2 separate regions of the Homo sapiens genome follow, and region 2 is linked to region 1. Evidence: chromatin loops called from intact Hi-C (ENCODE). Cell type or tissue: OCI-LY7. All regions are shown on one strand. Links, peaks and the distances in the headings refer to the core of each region. The heading gives the core; the rest is flanking DNA.

Region 1 (7,471 bases), core at 1,570-6,569:
TGTGAACTATAAAACCTGTGGGCAACACAGCAGGATGGTGCCAGTGCATTACTAAGAAATTGTACCTGGAGAGTGAAAGTTGGATCAAGGTTTCATTGCTTCATTTTTTTCAACCACATAAAGTAATTGTGCTGGGTTTTAAAAGGTAGAGCTGGGGGCCTAAGTGGTTAGTCAAGTCCTACTTTTGAACTTCCTAAAATCTGACGTCTCTCACCCTGCCCTGGCAGAGTGCCATCAGGAGAATCTAGGAGACTCGAGAAGCCACTTCACCTAACATCCTCATTGTGATCTCTCTAAGAAAGCTCGCTGATGACGCAGCCCCTGTGCTTCTCACACTCAACAGTAGCTGTGTTAGATGCACAGGTAAAAAGGCTCATTTTCACCAGCCTCCAACCAAGGCATCTGCAGGGACACTTCAGCATGTCACCGCACCAGACAGTGTTGCTGCCCTTGGCTCTCTGTGAGCATGCAGGCCCAGAGATGCCAGATCCTCTGCAATTTCAGGAGTAGCCAAAAGTCCGGATCTTCATGCTAATACTTCTGATTTTTTTTTTTTTTTTGAGATAGAGTTTCGCTCTTGTCGTCCAGGCTGGAGTGCAATGGTGCGATCTGGGCTCACTGCAACCTCCGCCTCCTGGGTTCAAGCGATTCTCTTGCCTTAGCCTCCTGAGTAGCTGGGATTACAGGCCTGTGCCACCACGCCCGGCTAATTTTGTGTTTTCAGTAGAGATGGGGTTTCTCCATGTTGGTCAGGCTGGTCTCGAATTCCCGACCTCAGGCGATCCACCCACCTCGGCCTCCGAAAGTGCTGGGATTACAGGCGTGAGCCACCGTGCCCGGCCAATACTTCTGAATTTTTAAGGAGATAACTAAAACTTCAAAAATGTTTTAAAATTAAAAAACAATATGGCCGGGCACGGTGGCTCATGCCTATAATCCCAGCACTCTGGGAGGCCGAGGTAGGTGGATCACTTGAGGTCAGGAGTTTGAGGCCAGCCTGGCCACCATGGCGAAACCCCTTCTCTACTAAAAATACAAAAATTAGCTGGGCACGGTGGCGGGCACCTGTAGTCCCAGCTACTCGGGAGGCTGAGGCACGAGAATCTCTTGAACCCAGGATTCGGAGGTTGCAGTGAGCCGAGGTCACCCCACTGCACTCCAGCCTCCAGCCTGGGTGACACAGTGAGACTCCATCTCAAAAAAAAATAAAAATAAAAAAATAAAAAGAGAAACAGTAACAGAAGCTACAACAAAAACTAAACACCATGTAACTAAACACTATCAGAGCCAAACCACATAGACCTGTGGGTCACGGCCATGGCCCACCAGCTCTGGGGCTCCTCAGTTCTAAGATTCTGCTCTCCAGCTCCCTCCCACTGGTCATCAGTGTTGTGACTCGTGCCCTGGGTGACAGTCATGTCCGCTTTTGGAACATTACTTCCCCTATCTGCAAGAGGCAAGTCACCCCTACCTTCTCCCCAGCTAAATGTGTCCCCAGGACTTTCCCCAGTGAACCAGCCCAGCACCTGGCCCCCTGGTACCTTGGAGATGGAGGCTGGGCAGTAAGAAAGACGCTGGGCTGGGTGCGGTAGCTCACACCTGTAATCCCAGCACTTTTGAAGGCCAAGGCAGATGGATTACCTGAGGTCAGGCATTTGAGACCAGCCTGGCTGACATGGTGAAACCCCATCTCCACTAAAAAACACAAAAATTAGCCGGGCGTGGTGGCACACGCCTGTAATCCCAGCTACTCAGGAGGCTGAGGCAGGAGAATTGCTTGAGCCTGGGAGGCAGAGGTTGCAGTGAGCCGAGATCGTGCCACTGCACTCCAGGCTGGCCAACAGAGTGTGACTCTGTCTCAAAAAAAAAAAAAAAAAAAAAAAAAAAGATGCTGCACTCCTCTTTTCTTTGCTACTTTCCTCTCCTGGGTTTTTCTCTGCAGGCCACACTGCTTTTAGAAGCCTTTCCCTTCATCTACCACCCGCTGAACATCACCGATGGCAGGCCAGCACTCTCTCAGCTCTCTGGGTAAGACTCAGCTCTCTGGGCTAAGTCTGAGCTCATCTGCCAGCCTAGTGATCTTGCCAAGAGAGGAAGGAGCTGGATCTGATGTGATCTGAACTTCGTCACCATACCGTCACAGCTGATGACCTAAGCTTCCTCCAAGTCGAGGGATGGTGCAGCTCCATTGAAGTCTCCTCTTCTCTCCTCCAGGCTCTGCCCACCTCACGAGAGCACATGGTCCTGACTGCAGTGACTGCAGGAAGACCTGGGATGGAGGGCTTTGCTTTCTCACCATCCTCTTGGCCTGGCTTCTCTAACATGTTAAAAACTTACAGTGGCCCACAACTGTAATCCCAGGACTTTGGGAGGCCGAAGCAGGTGGATCATGAGGTCAGGAGTTTGAGACTAGCCTGACCAACATGGTGAAATCCCATCTCTACTGAAAATACAAAAATTAGCCAGGCGTGATGGCACGCGCTTGTAATCCCAGCTACTCAGAAGGCTGAGGCAGGAGAATTGCTTGAACTCAGGAAGTGGAGGTTGCAGTGAGCCGAGATTGTGCCACTGCATGGCAGCCTGGGCGACAGAGTGAGACTTCGTCTCAAAACAAACATACAAACAAACAACAACAACAAAAAATCCCTCGCTTTTTTGCTGGTATCTATAGTGCTTTTTTTGCTGGTATCTATAGCTTTTGTGAGACTCAGTTTATTTAGCTTTAGCTTTCCTGATATTATTATTCTTACAAATTTTGCCTTGGGACACTCTTTCCATTCATTGATTCAGGCAATACTTATTGAGCACCTACTATTTGCCAAGCACTGGGAAGCCATTGAGAATAAAACAGTGAAGAGTTAGAAAAGGTCTCTGATCTGATGGAGGGCCTATTCTACTGGTGCTAACTGAACAAGTAATATGTGCTCTGAAGACATTAAAACAAGACAATGTGATGGGGGATGCTGAGAATCCAGTAGGAAACTACTTAGATGGGAAAATCAGGGAAGGTCCCTACAAAGGAGACATATATGCTGAAACCTCAATAAAGAGAAGCAGCCAGCCATGCAAGGATATGGAGGGAGAGCAGTTATGGCAGAGGGGTCAGCAAAGACAAAGGCCCTGAGGCAGGGAGGAGCTTAGCATGGAAGGGGAACCTGGGAGGCCGGCTGGCTGGACTTGAGTGAACATGGGGCTGAGATGAGATCAGAGGAGAGCAGAGGCCAGATCCCCCGGGCTCCTAGGTCAGGGTGGGGCTGGTGCTTAGGAGTTCTGAGGCTGACTCTGATTTAGTCTGAGGTCGGTGTCCCTCTCAATCCCGACTCACTTGTGGTCCTCTATGGCCCGCAGGCTTGTTGAAAGTGCCCCACTTCCTTCCTCACAGCAGCCTCTGTGCAATCCGAATTGCGCTGTGAATTTCCCTGCCACTCAGGAGCCCGGGGCAGGGCTTCACCCCTAGTTCAGTTACCAGGAACCAATCTTTCTCCACCTTCCTGCCCTAGCCCCACTGGGTCTGTCTCTGCATCTGTGAAATGGCTGAGTGTGACCAAATGATGCAGGTAGCCTTTCCACTTCTTTCTACCCGTGGCGCCTCGGGTGGAGGCGTGGAGTTTGATTGGAAGAGGGTAAAGCAAAAGTGGAATCCTGGCGAGAAATGAAACTGAAAGAAAAAATTCCTCCTGGAATTTTTTGGCTCTAAGGAGGCCAGCAGCGGGGGTTTGGGGTAGGAGGCAGAGGTAGAGAAGGAGGGAGGTTTTTAGAAAGCTGACCGGGCAGGAGCCCTGTGACCCAGGCTTTCACTTCTCCTAAACACCCAGTAGCGCCATGTGATGCAGGCAGGGGACTGCGGATAGGGCCTGTGAAAGGGGAAGCGAGGGGAGCCCAGAGTTTCTCAAGAAGCCGAGAGAGGGACAGAGGCTGAGCCTGGGGGGAGGGCTGCAGGGGACTGAGAGGGGAGTGTAGGCAGTGGGGGTGAGGGGGACAGGGAGGAGGTGGAGAAGACGGCAAGGGGCAGCAGGGTGACTGGGGCAGAGGGAGCCCCCACCCCACGCCCAGGGCAGGCCAGGAGTCATAAGGAGAGGGGACAACAGGAAGGGGCGACAAACGGGGAGGGGAAAGGGAGGCGGAGGGGCAGCGAAGTGAAGCAGGGAGGGTCGCAGTGTGAACAAGAGTGCGAGGAAGGGTCAAGGTGGAGGGAGGAGAGGGGAGAGTTAGGGAGAAACAGCTGCAGGAGAGGCGCGGGGAGGAAGCCTTAGGGGTGGGGGAAGGGAGAGGGGAGTTGAGAATTAGGGAGGAGGTGGTAGAGTCCGGGTAGTGAGCGGAGGGACAGGAAGGGTAGGGCAAGAAAGGGAGAGGGGACAGGAGGGAAGGGTGGGCCAAAGCGGTGAGAAAGGAGGGCCAGCCAGTTGGGTGGGGGAGAGGGCCGAGGCCCGGGGGCAGGAGTGCAGGGCTCTGAGGCGGGGAGAGGAGAGGAGAGAAGAGCCGCGGGGGGCCCAGCCCGGAGCCAGGATGCCCGCGCCGCGCGCCCGGGAGCAGCCCCGCGTGCCCGGGGAGCGCCAGCCGCTGCTGCCTCGCGGTGCGCGGGGCCCTCGACGGTGGCGGCGGGCGGCGGGCGCGGCCGTGCTGCTGGTGGAGATGCTGGAGCGCGCCGCCTTCTTCGGCGTCACCGCCAACCTCGTGCTGTACCTCAACAGCACCAACTTCAACTGGACCGGCGAGCAGGCGACGCGCGCCGCGCTGGTATTCCTGGGCGCCTCCTACCTGCTGGCGCCCGTGGGCGGCTGGCTGGCCGACGTGTACCTGGGCCGCTACCGCGCGGTCGCGCTCAGCCTGCTGCTCTACCTGGCCGCCTCGGGCCTGCTGCCCGCCACCGCCTTCCCCGACGGCCGCAGCTCCTTCTGCGGAGAGATGCCCGCGTCGCCGCTGGGACCTGCCTGCCCCTCGGCCGGCTGCCCGCGCTCCTCGCCCAGCCCCTACTGCGCGCCCGTCCTCTACGCGGGCCTGCTGCTACTCGGCCTGGCCGCCAGCTCCGTCCGGAGCAACCTCACCTCCTTCGGTGCCGACCAGGTGAGTGGCAGGAGGCCTGCCCCGGCATACTCCGGCGGGTGTGGAGGGAAGGAGGGCTGGCCCCCAGCGTGACCTGGGACAAACCAGGTCCCCTGCCTGCACTAGTTTCCTGATTTGAAAGAAGAGGGGGGCTAGCCCTTGCAAAACCGATGGCAACCGCAGTGGGAATAACCATGGTTGTTTTTTTGTTTGTTTTATTTTTTGAGACGGAGTTTCACTCTGTCGCCCAGGCTGCAGTGCAATGGCGCGATCTCAGCGCACTGCAACCTCAGCCTCCCGGGTTCAAGCGATTATCCCTCCTTAGCCTCCAGAGTAGCTGGGATTACAGGGGCCTGCCACCACGCCCAACTAATTTTTGTAATTTTTTTTTTTTTTTAAGTAGAGGTGGGGTTTCACCATGTTGGTCTTGAACTCCTGACCTCAGGTGATCCACCTGCCTAGGCCTCCCAAAGTGCTGGGATTACAGGCATGAGCCACCACGCCAGGCAGGTTGGTCTTTTTTGAGCTACTTGCAGGCCCTATGCTAAGCACTTTCACTGTTTAACTGATTTAATACTCTTCACCACCCAGGAAGTAGGAATTATTATGCCCATTTTACAGAGAAAGACACTGAGAGGTTTCATGGCATTAATCAACTTGCCCAAGGTGACATGGAGGGTCGAGGAGCCGAGTAAAGGCAGCTGGACTCCAGGTCCCACCATGAACCTCCTCTCTGTGTGTTATGGGGATGTGCGGGCAGGGCAGGAGCAAGCCAGCTTCTTCCTACCAGCAGTGCTAGAGGCTGTCAGGCCGACTTGCTCAGATCCCAGCTCTGCCTTTCACTAGCTGGAGCCACATGGGCAAGAACTCATTTATATCCTGAATGGGCTGCCTGGTCTTCTCCCTTAGCTCAACCTCTGAGCCTTTCTCCGTTCCCCCTTGAACAGAGCATGGCACGTAGAAGAAATTTAATAAGTATTTGCTAAATGAATGAGTAAATGCCCAACAACACGGCTATATTTTGATAGCTGTTCCCAGTGGGATATTAGACAATAATTTAGACTAAAATGTAATATTATTAAAATAACCACATATGGTGTAAATGAGCAAAAGCAGGAGGCAGGACTGCATACAGATAGGACTGCAGCCATGTGGAAAGACGAGGTGTCAACGAAAGGAAACTGGAAAAAGATTGTCACAGTGGTATGATCAGGCCACTGGACTAATTGCACTTTCTTCTTGTCTCAGTTTATCAAATGTTCTTTGATTGCACATATTATACTCATAAAGGGGACATTTTTCAAAAGGATCGTTTCATCCAATTGGCACCCACAATTCAGCACCTAGCAGTTTCCAGTGTCCTTGACAAGGAGTCACTTGTCCAGCTTGTTTAGGATCCTTTGATGATGACTTCATGCCCCCAGGCCAGCCCTGGCCATCTCTTTTCTTTCTTTCTTTCTTTCTTTCTTTCTTTCTTTCTTTCTTTCTTTCTTTCTTTCTTTCTTTCTTTCCTTCTTTCTTTCTTTCTTCCTTTCTTTCTCTTTCTCTCTCTCTCTTTCTTTCTCTTTCTTTCTTTCTTTCTTTCTTTCCTTCTTTCTTTCTTTCTTCCTTTCTTTCTCTTTCTCTCTCTCTCTTTCTTTCTCTTTCTTTCCTTCTTTCCTTTCTTTCTTCCTTTCTTTTGACGGAGTCTCGCTCTGTTGCCTACGCTGGAGTGCAGAGGTGCGATCTCAGATCACTGCAACCTCCACCTCCCGGGCTCAAGCAATTCTCCCTGCCTCAGCCTCCCAAGTAGCTGGGATTATAGGTGCCCGCTACCACGCTGGCTAGTTTTTGTATTTTTTTAGGAGAGATGTGGTTTCGCCATGTTGGCCAGGCTGGTCTTGACTCCTGACCTCAGGTGATCCACCTGCCTCAGCCTCCCAAAGTGCTGGGATTACAGGCGTGAGCCACTGCGACCGGCCAGCCCTGACCGTTTCTTACTTCTTGTTGACATTCTTTCTGACCTAGAGACCCCCAATATTTGTCAATGGGAATCTCTCATCTTCCTTTAATCCTATTATTTCATTGACATCCCACTAGCACCCCCAACCCAGTACCCTTAACCTGTGTCATTGACCCTATTGACCTCCAGAGAGCCTCACCCATCTAGTACCCCCTGTGGCAAAACTGATCTTCTGGAGGCCAGGCCACTGAGCAGAGCCTCCCGTGGCATCAACAGGGCCAGAAGCTCCTGTACGTTCTCCCCTTGGCTGGGCACGAACTTTGGGTGGAGCAAAGGCAGGCCACAAGGCCTCATGAAGTCGGGACCTGATCCCTAGGACAGTGCAGAAACACCAAAATGATTTGAGGCAGGAATGGACATCACTGGATTTGAGCTCTTCAAAAATGGCTCCGGCTGCAGTGTAGATAGCATATGGGTTAACAAGAG
Region 2 (7,471 bases), core at 1,578-6,577, 53 kb after region 1:
CGTTGTATCCCCAGCACTGAGAGCAGCACCTGGTACATAGTAGGTGCTCTAGAGTTATGAATTGAATGATTGAATACATCCTGCAGGACTGTCTGGCACAGTGCCTGACACAACGAGGGCGATCAATAAATAGCAGCAGCAGCAGTGTTGTTATTCTCTTTTAGAGAGGGGACGGCATGACAGCTGGGATTTGCCAGTAAGTTAGGGAAGGTGGGGATGGGAAAGAGCTGGCTCCCACTCCTGTCTGTGTGCCCAGTGGTTCGCTTGGGGTAGGAGCTCAAGAGTGTCTGCCGGCACATTCGTGTTTGCTCGGATATTGTTTGGGTCACTGATACTGGTCTAGGCTCTGGGATAGGAGGCAGCATCCCCTCCCCAAGGGCTGACTCCACTGGGTACTCCCTGCACCCCCCACCTCACCTTACAATGATATTTGCTTCTCCCAGGATGCAGTCATGCTGCACAGCTTCACTCTGCGCCAGCAGCTGCAGACAACCCGCCAAGAGCTGTCACACGCTCTGTACCAGCACGATGCCGCCTGCCGTGTCATTGCCCGTCTCACCAAGGAAGTCACTGCTGCCCGAGAAGGTGCAGCCTCTCCCCTGCCATCCCCCACCCTGGGCTGGTTCTGCATTGTAATATCCCATTTCTAACATCGTCTTTTCTCTCAGCTCTGGCTACCCTGAAACCACAGGCTGGCCTCATTGTGCCCCAGGCTGTGCCAAGTTCCCAACCAAGTGTTGTGGTAAGTGTCCCCCTTCCCTTACCAGCAGCCCATTTGTGTACAGTGGCCCACAGAACTGTCCTTATGCAGGTGTCTTTGGTGCTCTGTGCCTCTCACCCTCACCTTTCTTCTCTTCAGGGTGCGGGTGAGCCAATGGATTTGGGTGAGCTGGTGGGAATGACCCCAGAGATTATTCAGAAGGTAAGTCCTGCTCTCACCTGGTGGGAGTGCTGATGGGCCCTTACTTTTCACCATCTGTCTGGAGTCCATCGTGACTAAAATCACTGTGCTTTTGGGAGTTGAGTGGTGCAGAGCATGGACCCTGGGACCAGATTGCCTGGGTTTGTATTTTGATGCCACTACTTGTAAGCTTTATGACCTTGGCTTACTTAGCCAACCCTTACGTGTCTCATTTCCCTAGCTTCTAAACTGAGAATATGATCATATCCACTGTATAGGCAGGCTGTGGGAATTTAAAAGATTTCATTACTGATAAGTGCACCTTTTAGCTCTTATTGTTATTGAGATTCTTTGCAGATAGTAAACTACTTTTATATATTTTCTTGTTTTTTTTCTATGAGGGCAATAGGATAGGAATTATAATCCTTATTTTGCAGATGAAAGACACATCTGAGAGGCAGAGCTGGGCTTCCTGATTGCAAGTCCAGTGGGATTCTCATTTGCAGGGCTTCTTAGTGTCTTTCTGAGCAGTTCAAATTGTCAGCATGTGTCTGAGCCCTTGGCTTAGTGGCGTGTAGACCTATGGGAGCTCTACAGTCCTAGCTTCTATTCTTGCTCTGCTGTTTATCACCTCTGCGACCTTGGGCAATTGACTTCACTTCTCTGAGGCTCAGTTTCCTCAGCTGTAAAATAAGGTCATCAACACCCCCCTCATAAAGCTGGGATGGAAGTAAGAAGAGAGAATGCCTTTAAGCCTGTAACGTAGAAGTTGGCAGATAGCAAGTTCTTGGTGCTGCTTTTGAAAGCACAGGTGTGACCAGCATCTAATGTACTTTTCTCCTTGCAAGATGATTTGTCTCACATTGAGCCTGTTCTTCCCCAGCTTCAAGACAAAGCCACTGTGCTAACCACGGAGCGCAAGAAGGTGAGTTCTCTTTCTGAAGCCTGGAGAAAGAGCTGGCCTGGTGGGAGGCGGTTGACTCCTTAGGAGAGAGAGGGCGGCTGAATCTTGGATTCATTGCTGCTCTTCTTTGGGGGCTTTTCATTTTCTCAGAGAGGGAAGACTGTGCCTGAGGAGCTGGTGAAGCCAGAAGAGCTCAGCAAATACCGGCAGGTGGCATCCCACGTGGTGAGTGTCTGGGTCTCCACTGTCTTGGAGACAGCCCTCCCGTTTTGTTTCTGGGGTGGGCGGGCCAGCATGGGGAGTGCTGAGTGCAGAGCTGTCCCAGGTTCCTGGCGCTGTTCCTGGTGCTGTTTCTCGCCTGGGCTGCTGAGTTGTCAGGGCTCCTCTTTCTGCCCAGCTGTGGGTTTCCTAGTGATGCAGTGAGGGAGTTACCGTACCAGGCAGATAGCCAAGAGGTATGGATAAGGAATAGAAGTAACTCTTGCTCCCCTGAGAACATGGGTGACTGGAGATGGCAGTAGGGGAGGTCTGTGGCTTTGTGGCCTGCTGTGATTTGGCCGTGACAGGGTTTGGTGTGTCTCTCTGCAAAGGGGTTGCACAGTGCCAGCATTCCTGGGATCCTGGCCCTGGACCTCTGCCCGTCCGACACCAACAAGATCCTCACTGGTGAGAGTCTGGGCCTAGCCCGGCAGGCCAAAGTGGGGAGGGGCAGCAGGGAAGGCGCATGCTCCTTGTCCTCTTCATGGGCATGGGAACAAAAGCATTTCCTTGAGCAAAAGGGCCTGGGTGGGCCTGACTCATTGTTTGGTCTTTTTGGGTCTTCTCCAGGTGGGGCGGATAAAAATGTCGTTGTGTTTGACAAAAGTTCTGAACAAATCCTGGCTACCCTCAAAGGCCATACCAAGAAGGTCACCAGCGTGGTGTTTCACCCTTCCCAGGTAAGGGGTTCTCCTCGCCACCCTTGGTTCTTCTTTCCTTGGCTGTTGTTTGTCCCTCACCCCGCTGCTGTCTCTGTGAAGTGGGGCTGGGAAAGAGCTCTGACTCTGACTCCTGAGTGGGCACTTGGAGGGGCTCACTTTGGAGTTGTGGAGATTGCCCTTCACTCTGCGTGAGACCTTCTAAAGCAGTGATCTTCCAGCCAGGGAGAGAACGGAAATGTGTAGTTTGACAAGCATATTCATTGAAATATTTCATATTAGGGAAAGAAAAAATCTTATAGTGTTCCTAATATAAACTACAGAAAACAAAGCTCAACACAATCTCAACTCACACTTACGAGGAGGACAGATATATCTGCTTTCCCATGATCCTCCAAGATGGGTAAAAATCATGTTGACTGTTGAAAGTGGTGTAGGTTGTAAACAGAACCTCTGGTTTACAGGGTAAAGGTAACTCATGGGACCAGATTAATGATATTATGGGATTCGAATTTTAAGCCTAAGACAGTTTGGGTTTGGGGCTGCAGGACATGGTTGGTTTAGTGCTTCGCAGTCAAGATTTCCCTTGGACCTTAGGGAAATGAGAAATATAAGAATAACATGGTGAATTTTTCATGACTAAATTTGTTCAAATTGAGAGCACTGTTTTCTTGCTTATGGGGTATTAATAGTTAGGTCTCATGAAATTGTATTGATAAAAAAAGATGGTAGTTATTTTTACCTTATGGCTTTTAATATCCTAACTAAACAAAAAATTGGTGAGTGACGCGAAATTCTCTCCCTGCCCCAAATCTTTTGGAAAATTAACTTACCCTGGAAATCCATAAAAGTGGAATGCACTGAAATACAGCCATGCAGCCCCTTCCAGTCCCAGTACTGCTCAGACCTGTGCCATACAGTACAGTAGCAGTTAGCTGCATGTGGCTATTTAAATTTCAATGAAATAGAATAAAAAATTCAGTCCCTCAATTGTACTAGCTACATTTTTCCTTTGGTCCTGGAAATGGGAAAATTGCTCTCTGTTGCAGTTAGCCTTTTTACCACTAGATGGCGAGGACGCCTCCACAAGCCCTGATGCTGTATGAGTTAGCACTTTAATAGCGTTTACCATTGGCTGTCTTGGGCACCATTGGGTGGATAGGTGGTTCCAGGGAGGGCAGAGCTGAAAGGAGAAGCAATTGTTGGCAGTTGTGGGCATCCCCAGCCCCGTTTTATAAGATTGTTTTGGTCTGTATCTCTTTTCTGACTCTGATATTCTGTCTTTGTTTTCCTTGTAGGACCTGGTGTTTTCTGCTTCCCCCGATGCCACTATCAGGATTTGGTCGGTCCCCAATGCCTCTTGTGTACAGGTGGTTCGGGCCCATGAGAGTGCTGTGACAGGCCTCAGCCTTCATGCCACTGGCGACTATCTCCTGAGCTCCTCCGATGATCAGGTGCGGTCCCAGCCAGTGCCCTGGAGAGGCCTGCTGGTCCCCAAGCTTGAACATCCTGGGTGGCAGGAACATCTTCCCACCCCAGCTGGTTCCCCAGAACCTCAAAGGAGAATGTTTGCCAGGGTTTGCCAAACCAGGGGCTCTGTCTTGCTGAAGGGCCACCAGAACCTGGGACCCACTTTCTCACTGACTCCATTGTCTCTTTTTTTTTCCCCAGTACTGGGCTTTCTCTGACATCCAGACAGGGCGTGTGCTCACCAAGGTGACAGATGAGACCTCCGGCTGCTGTAAGTTGCCTCATAGGCACTCAGCTTTTTTGTTTGCTGTTTATTATTTATTTTTACATTTTATTTAGTCATTTGTTTATTTGTTCTAAAGATATATTTACCATGAGCACCTGTCTAGTGCGGGCTTTGTGCTGGGTTCACTGAGGAATGTGAAGAACAAGGAACCTACCTTTGCTGCTCTTAGTCTCTCTCCCTGGTGGGCTCTGACCACAGGTCTCTCTTCCCTCCTCCACAGCTCTCACCTGTGCACAGTTCCACCCTGACGGACTCATCTTTGGAACAGGAACCATGGACTCTCAGATCAAGATCTGGGACTTGAAGGTAGGACATGGTAGGCCTCCATCTGAGGCCCAGGGCCAGAGGGAGTGTTTGTGACAATGCAGTGCTAATTAGGTGCTTGTGGCACCTGGCCCTGAAGGTGGAGAGACACTGGCTGTGCGTGTGTGATATGATGGTGTGGTCTGGGGGGTCCCGCTGGCTGTCCTTCCTGGAAGGACGTGAGGGACATCTCAGGTAGGAGTTTGGTGAGCCCCATTTTCTTCCTCTCATGATCTGTGGGTGACGTATTTTACTACCCACCGCCACTGTAGGAACGTACTAATGTGGCCAACTTCCCTGGCCACTCGGGCCCCATCACTAGCATCGCCTTCTCTGAGAATGGTTACTACCTGGCTACAGCGGCTGATGACTCCTCTGTCAAGCTCTGGGATCTGCGCAAGCTTAAGAACTTTAAGACTTTGCAGCTGGATAACAACTTTGAGGTGTGCCCTTCCCCCTCCGCCCAGCTTTCCATTGTGTCTCCTTGTTTGTCAATTATTTATTGAATTAATCTAATTGCTTCTGCTTATCCGCAACTGCCCCATAGTTTCTGTTCCCCTTGTGTGACCTTCTCTCTTTCTATTTCTGGCAGGTAAAGTCACTGATCTTTGACCAGAGTGGTACCTACCTGGCTCTTGGGGGCACGGATGTCCAGATCTACATCTGCAAACAATGGACGGAGATTCTTCACTTTACAGGTAGAGGCTGGTCCTGGGCTCCTGGGATCTCTCTAGGTGCCCAGGCCCGGAGGGAAGCCTCACTGGGTTAGGAATTTCTAGGGCTTGCATGAATTTACCTAAGCAGCTTTCTGTTACCACCTGAGGCAGAGCTTTATGACTAAGGAAGCAACTGAGTCAGACTGCATGGCAGTAGATGCTAGTGCTTGTTCTGCCACTTCCATGCCCTGTGGCATTGGGCAGGTTACTAAAGGGAGAGAAAAGTCCCTCTGAAGTTTTGATAACTGAATCTAAAATAAATGAACATTAGACAGTGACAGGAGGAGAGCCATTTTAATTACGTGCATATGCACGGGAGGCCCACATTATATTAGATCTGCAGAAGGGTCAGATGATTGAAGCTTATACAGTTTATATATCACTTAATAATGGGGATATGTTCTGAGAAATGTCTTGTTAGGTGATATCGTCATGTGCGACCATTGTAGAGTGAACTTACATATATCTAAATGGTGTAGCCTACTACACGCCAAGACTATTGCTATAACCTTAGTATAGTCTATTATTGCTCCTAGGCTACAAACCGGTACAGCATATTAAATGTAGTGAATACAATTATAACACAATGGTAAGTATTTGTGTATCTAAACAAGTGTAAACATAGAAAAGGTTCAGTAAAAATAAGGTATAAGAGATTTTTTTAAAATGGTACACTGGTATAGTGCTTGCCATGAAAGGAGCTTGCAGGACTGGAAGTTGCTTTCAGTGAGTGAGTTGTGAGTGAATGTGAAGGCCTAGGACATTACTGTACGCTGCTGTAGACTTTATAAACACAGTACACTTAGGTTTTACTAAATTCATAAAAAACTTTTTCTTCAGTAATAAGCCTTAGCTGACTTTTACTTTATAAACTTAAAAAAATGGATTCTTTTGTAATAACATTTAACTTAAAACTAAAACACATTGTACAGCTGTACAAAAATATTGTCTCTCTTTACATCCTTGTTCTATAAGCTTTTTTCTAATTTTTTTATTTTTATTTTTTACTTTTTAAACTTTTCTTGTTAAAAACTAAGACACAAGCACACATTACCCTAGGCCTACACAGGATCAGGATCACCAACTGTATTAGTCCGTTCTCACACTGCTATGAAGAACTGCCTGGGTAATTGATAAGGGAAAGAGGTTTAATTGACTCACAGTGACTCGGGAGGCCTCAGGAAACTTACAGTCATAGCAGCAGGGAAAGCAAACATGTCTTTCTTTACATGGCAACAGGAGAGACAAATGCTGAGCAAAGGGGCTAAAGCCCCTCATAAAACCATCAGATCTCGTGAGAACTCACTATCATGAGAACAGCATGGGGGTAACCACCCCCATGATTCAGTTACTTCCCACTGGCTCCCTCCCACAACACGTGGGGATTATGGGCACTACAATTCAAGATGAGATTTGGGTGGCGGCACAAAGCCTAACCATAGCACCAACATCACTGTCTTCTACCTCCACATCTTTTCCCACCGGAAGGTCTTCGGGGGCACCAACATGCATAAACCTGTCATCTCCTATGATGATAATGCCTTCTTCTCGGATACCTCCTGAAAGGGCCTGCTTGGTGCTGTTTTACAGTTAACTTTTTTTTATAAGTGGGAAGAGTATATTTAATACCAAAAAAAGTATAGTATAGGCATACCTTGTCTTATTGCACTTAGCTTTATTGTATTTTATGGATACTTTGCTTTTTATAAATTGAAGGTTTTTGGCAACCTTGCCCCAAGCAAGTCTGTCAGTACCATTTTTCCAACAACATGTGTTCACTTTGTGTCTGTGTGTCAAATTTTGGTAATTCTTACAGTATTTCAAACTTCTTCATGATTTATTGTGTCCGTTAGTGATCTTTGATGTTGCTATTGTAATTGTTGGGCGGGGGGGCACCATGAAATGTGCCCATAAAAGTTACTGAATTTATTTGATAAATGAAATGCTGTGTGTGTTCTGACCACTCCACCCACC

Evidence for each region. A loop is a pair of places that touch in the nucleus more often than their neighbours do. Peaks named below come from ENCODE experiments on the same cell type or tissue, not always from the same donor. Only the 100,000 strongest peaks of a DNase experiment are listed, where the experiment ranks them.
Region 2: a loop joins it to region 1, with 4 times the contacts of the local background. A loop is called at or near these places in 4 of 110 quality-filtered maps.

Annotation. Positions count from the first base shown.
Region 1 is chr11:60,948,587-60,956,057 of GRCh38, reverse strand. It overlaps SLC15A3 (solute carrier family 15 member 3), which reads left to right and starts at 3,882. Exons shown (of 8, transcript NM_016582.3): 1 at 3,882-5,064. The coding sequence starts at 4,507. RefSeq lists an enhancer at 3,570-3,709 and silencers at 3,890-4,119, 4,440-4,599. In OCI-LY7, for the core only: no CTCF peak of the experiment used is centred there; DNase peaks (open chromatin) are centred at 3,437, 3,847 and 4,417; H3K4me3 peaks cover 3,331 bases; H3K27ac peaks cover 1,428 bases.
Region 2 is chr11:60,895,854-60,903,324 of GRCh38, reverse strand. PRPF19 (pre-mRNA processing factor 19) reads left to right here. Exons shown (of 16, transcript NM_014502.5): 4 at 444-585; 5 at 669-742; 6 at 860-922; 7 at 1,785-1,826; 8 at 1,956-2,030; 9 at 2,396-2,471; 10 at 2,634-2,743; 11 at 4,021-4,176; 12 at 4,394-4,463; 13 at 4,699-4,784; 14 at 5,054-5,224; 15 at 5,374-5,479. Among named protein-coding and RNA genes, the nearest start is that of PRPF19, 7.0 kb to the left of the region's middle. RefSeq lists an enhancer at 3,663-4,188. In OCI-LY7, for the core only: CTCF peaks have their summits at 3,566 and 3,773 (motif pointing right); a DNase peak (open chromatin) is centred at 3,804.